Linked DNA regions of Homo sapiens: region 2 is linked to region 1. Evidence: read pairs that join two places in POLR2A ChIA-PET (ENCODE). Cell type or tissue: OCI-LY7. All regions are shown on one strand.

What was found. Peaks named below come from ENCODE experiments on the same cell type or tissue, not always from the same donor. Only the 100,000 strongest peaks of a DNase experiment are listed, where the experiment ranks them.
Region 2: POLR2A ChIA-PET joins it to region 1 with 5 read pairs; 3 of 35 experiments call an interaction of 5 or more read pairs at or near these places.

Annotation. Positions count from the first base shown.
Region 1 is chr3:169,840,438-169,842,937 of GRCh38, reverse strand. The region is part of intron 8 of LRRC31 (leucine rich repeat containing 31); the gene reads left to right. Among named protein-coding and RNA genes, the nearest start is that of LRRC31, 28 kb to the left of the region's middle. In OCI-LY7, no CTCF peak of the experiment used is centred here; a DNase peak (open chromatin) is centred at 1,447; H3K4me3 peaks cover 962 bases; H3K27ac peaks cover 1,006 bases.
Region 2 is chr3:169,991,633-169,994,132 of GRCh38, reverse strand. SEC62 (SEC62 preprotein translocation factor) reads right to left here. Exons shown (of 8, transcript NM_003262.4): 8 at 1-1,539. The coding sequence ends at 1,070. Among named protein-coding and RNA genes, the nearest start is that of SEC62, 26 kb to the right of the region's middle. In OCI-LY7, no CTCF peak of the experiment used is centred here; no DNase peak of the experiment used is centred here; H3K27ac peaks cover 353 bases.

The sequences.
Region 1 (2,500 bases):
GTCTTCTAAAAAATAAGCTTTTGATTTTTATTTATTTATTTCTCTGAATTAGACACCATTAAATATATTTAAGTTATTTTATTTAATGTTTATAATTAAAATTTGCTTCTTCATTTCGGTCTTTTTTATTTTTGTCTGCATCAAATTTTATTCACCATGTCTTCAGCCATTGTATATTTTTTCTTAATTTTTACTGACAGTTTTTTTCTCAGGTCAAATTTATACTTTTACATTTTATCAGGGTATATTTTCCTTCTTTGAATTTTTACTCAATAACAAGTATTACAGGCCAGGCATGGTGGCTCACGCCTGTAATCCCAGCACTTTGAGAGGACAAGGCAGGTGGATCACCTGAGGTCAGGAGTTCGAGACCAGCCTGGCCAACATGGTGAAACCCTGTCTCTACTAAAAGTACACAAATTAGCTGGGCATGGTGGCAGGTGCCTGTAATCCCAGCTACTCGAGAGGCTGAGGCAGGAGGATCACTTGAACCCGGGAGATGGAGGTTGCAGTGAGCTGAGATTGCGCCATTGCACTCCAGCCTGGGCAAGAGAGCAGACTCCATCTCAAAAAAACAAAAACAACAACAGCAACAAAAAACAAGTATTACTATATGTGGTTTTAGCAATTGTCACTTTTATATTTTTTCTAATAGAAACATTAAAAATTTGTTAATCACTAGCTTATATACATTTTAAAAATAATTAATGGCATTTATTTTTTCATACAGTAAACTATAAAGAGTATACCCATGGCCTACATTTCCCCTACCTAGATTTTTTAAAATGTAATAAATCTAAAATAATAAAATATAATAAAATAGGGTGCTCACATTATAAAATCCAAACAAAAAATAAATTTATTTATTTATGTATTTTATTTTATTTTTTTCTGAGAGGGAGTCTTGCTGTGTCACCCAGGCTAGAGTGCAGTGGCACGATCTTGGTTCACTGCAACCTCCACCTCCTGGGTTCAAGCAATTCTCCTACCTCAGCCTCCCGAGTAGCTGGGATTACAGGTGCCCGCCACCATGCCCAGCTCATTTTTGTATTTTTAGTAGAGACGGGGTTTCACTATCTTGGCCAGGCTGGTCTCGAACTCCTGACCTGGTGATCCACTCACCTCAGCCTCCCAAAGTGCTGGTATTACAGGTGTGAGCCACCACACCCAGCCTAAAATGTGTTTTTAAAAAACAAAAAAGTAGAAGAAAGGGGACTAGATGAGGCAAGATTGATGTAATGAAGATAATGTTGAAGTTGAATGATGGGTACATGGTGGTCCACTTTCTCCTATTCTCTCTACTTTTTGTGTTTGAAAATTTTCATAATACAACATTTTTTAAAAGAGAAAAAGCGTGCACATTGTTTTAACAGTTAGGTCTTGAGAATATTATGATTAATGTTGCGAGACAGGAAGGGAGACACACACTGACATGAACACCTAGAGACAGAGTGCAGCTGTTGTGTGCACGGGTGGCTGAGCTCTCAAATTCACTGTGGAATCAAACTGTTGGCAAGTGAAAGTGATGGAGTTGGAGCATCCTCCTTGATCTGAAAGCCATGCGTGTGAGGAAAGACTGAAAGACCAGGGCATGTTCAGTCCTACAGGGATAAAGTTTAAGGGAGACCTGGCTGTTGTCCAACACTGCAGGGCTGCCAGGAGGAAGAAGGAGCTGAATGTTACAGCTGACTGATTGGGGCACTGGGTGAAAGACACCAGAAGATAGATTGGGGCCCTGTGGGAGGGCTTCCTCCCGCTAGGAGCTGCTCCATAATGCTGGGGCAAACTTGAAAGAACAGTTCAGCCAGAATTGTGGTGGTCATGAGTAGAGAGGCTGTGAAAAGGATTTCTCTCTGATTATTGATTAGGAGGTTGGATAAGGAGACTTCCAAGATCCCTTGCAACGCTGAGATTCTATACAACCCACCTGATCTCTGCAATCCATTCCTGGGTTTGGTTGAAAAGGGAAGCATGTCCCATTTTCCGTGGTTATCTCTCCTGCCTCCTCTTACAGAAGTCTTTATTTCATCATTAACTTATTTATTTTCTGATCAAATAGCTCAGATTGTACATTAGTCATCATTTTTAAGTGCCATTGTAGGTAGTACTGATATGTTCTATTCAAAAGGAAAACTGTCACATGTATTGGGGTCTCTAAGGTGAATTGGAAATTATCCAGGTATGTTCTGCATATGGAAAATGCTCATTTAAATAATTGCTGGATGAAGAAGTACTGAATGAATGAAAATGAACAATTAAAGCAGCAAGATGATTATTTACAAATGGTCCTTAGTTAAAGCCAATGAGCCATCACTCTTTACATTTAATTAGAGAAAATCTGTAGGAAGAGCTCGGACTTCAGTGGAACAGAGAGCAGGAACTTGACAAAAAAAAATTATTGGGTTGAGATTTGGAAAAAGAAATAAAAAAAGCTGTAGATGGGATGTACAGAGAGGAAATCTGTTACTAATTTCAGATGTCCTGAATAAAGCTGCTAATA
Region 2 (2,500 bases), 150 kb before region 1:
TAGGAAATTATCTTTCACAGCAATGCCTCCTGGTCTGATAATACAGTATCTCATTTCTGAATGTAAAGATTTAAAATAAATCAAAATGAACATTAAGGCGTACAAAGCTACTTTAAGTCTGCTCTTAAGATCAGTTTTTGCTCATATTCAAAATACATGGAATGTTGGCACAAAACTGAAGCTGCTGTAGAAAGATCACAGATGTTCTGTGGGTTACTCAAACTTCCATTTCTCTAAAAACATACCCTTACATGGTCTTAATTTTATGAATTTAAGTGTTGAGAAATATCTAAATAATAAGTAACAATTAAAATAAAATGTTTTATTTGTAAATTATGTACAGAATACACTTTACGTTACGCCAATGAAATGGGGAGGGAGGAGGGAGAGCCATCACCTTCCAACAAATGCTGTTCACTTTCTCTGCTGGAGACGACCATCTTTCTCTCAGTCAGACGTACAAATCAGTGTGGATTTCCTACATTGGAAAAATAATTTAGCTAAACCAGAAGTGTTGCTGCATTGTTACTAGTTGGCTTGTTTCCACAAAATAGTTTTGAACTCTGCTAACTCAGAATCTTAAAAGAAATCTCCTGGTATAATTTTATAATGAAAAATAAAAACTATCAAGGACAATGAGTTTACACATCTTAAAGAAACTGTGAAATGGCTACATAACTATGCATAATGTGAAATGTTGGAGTTTCTTTGTTCCTTTTAAAGTTATTTTTGATTAGTCTAACAGTAAAAAGCCATAAAACTATCAAAAATTGCCATTAATGTAAATTTAACTGTGGAAAGTACATCTTTGATAACTGTCAAAATGAATGAGACCTACTTACTGTAAAATTATCAAATGGATAAAACATATTAATGGCTTTAAACTGTACCAATAATAGTGCCAATATTCTATAAAATGAAGGACCGAATATAACTGCTTGAATGTCAAATACATTTCAGTAGATAGATTTAAAGAATGCTACAAATGCCATGTGTTCAATATGGTAATCAGCCAACATAGAAAATCCAACCTCTTGTACTTATTCATTCAGTCCCAAAATTAGTCAGATTATGATTTTTCATGTGAAGATTTAGGTGTTTCTCCATCATTTTCCTCTTCCTCATCCTCTTCACAATCCCCATCTGTTTGCTGTTCCAGTTCCTCTTTTGTTATCATTTCAAAATCATTTCCATTTCCACTACTGTGCTGGGATCGATCATCTTCCCTCCTGTCACTGTCCGTGTCTGAATGCCGTTCTCCCCCCGAGCCTTCTGTTCCATGATTTCCTGGTCCTACTTTCCCCTCCTCATCTTCCTTTTTCTCACTGTCTGACTTTTCCTCACTGTCGGACTTCTGTTGCTTTTTGGTTTCAGACTTCTCATCTTTCTTTAAGTCTGCTTTTGGTCCTTTGTATTCATGTGTGTACAGAGGCCTGAAGGAGTCAATGAAGCCCACATCAGCAGTCAGATTTGGCAAGAACCAAAAGTGGTGCCTTCCTCCAGTTATGAGCCAAATGATGAGAAATAGAATGCATCGAGCTGTGGGGAGAAAAATTTCTCTAATTGAGTAATTCAAACACTGCCTCAGAAGGGAGTATTTGTTAATAAAAAGCTGGGAAAACAGTTTTATTATCTGCACATTTCATACACCTTAAATATTAATATTTAAATCCTGATTAGTGCTGGGCGTGGTGGCTAAACCTCTAATCCAAGCTACTTGGGAGGATCACTTGAGCCCAGGAGCTCGAGGCTGCAGTGAGCTATAATTACACCACTGCATGCCTGAAAACAAAAAATTCCTGACTAGTTTAGCAGCTATCACGGTATTCTAGGGGCACAGAATGTTGCTCTGAACTTGAGGTCACAATGCAATAATGTCACTGAAAAAAATTACTTCTTTTTTCCATCTGGGTGTACACTTACATGGATATACACTTCTGATTTATGTACTTTGTGATATTATGCTTCAATACACATAGCAATCAGTTGGGAATTTAAGTATTCATAAGATCATGGTGTAGGAAAAGAATAAAATAAAGAGATGAAAGGTGTTTAGGAAGGAAGCCTTTAAGAAGGAAAAGCAGGGCTGCATCATACTTCCCAAGGCCCTAGGCCCTTTTGCCTTTGTAAGGCACTTACTCCACAAAAACTATTAAATATTATATTTTCTATACATTTATGACTATATTTTCTGTACATCTGTATAAACACGAATAAAATACTGTATAGGTTTGCTATTACATACATGTATATACATTACTACTTCTGATTTAAAAGAAATAAAAATGAAAATATTTCTGTGGACCCCTATATGTATCTTGGTCCAAGGCACACGTTTACTATGCCTAAAGGATAAATTAGCCCTGGATAAGGAACCCCAGTATTAGAAAGTTTCCATCTTTTAATCCTTGTTTTCTTATTTATTTATTGAGGACAAGGTCTTGCTCTGTCACCCAGGCTGGAGTGCAGTGGCACAATCATGACTCGCTGCAGCCTCAAC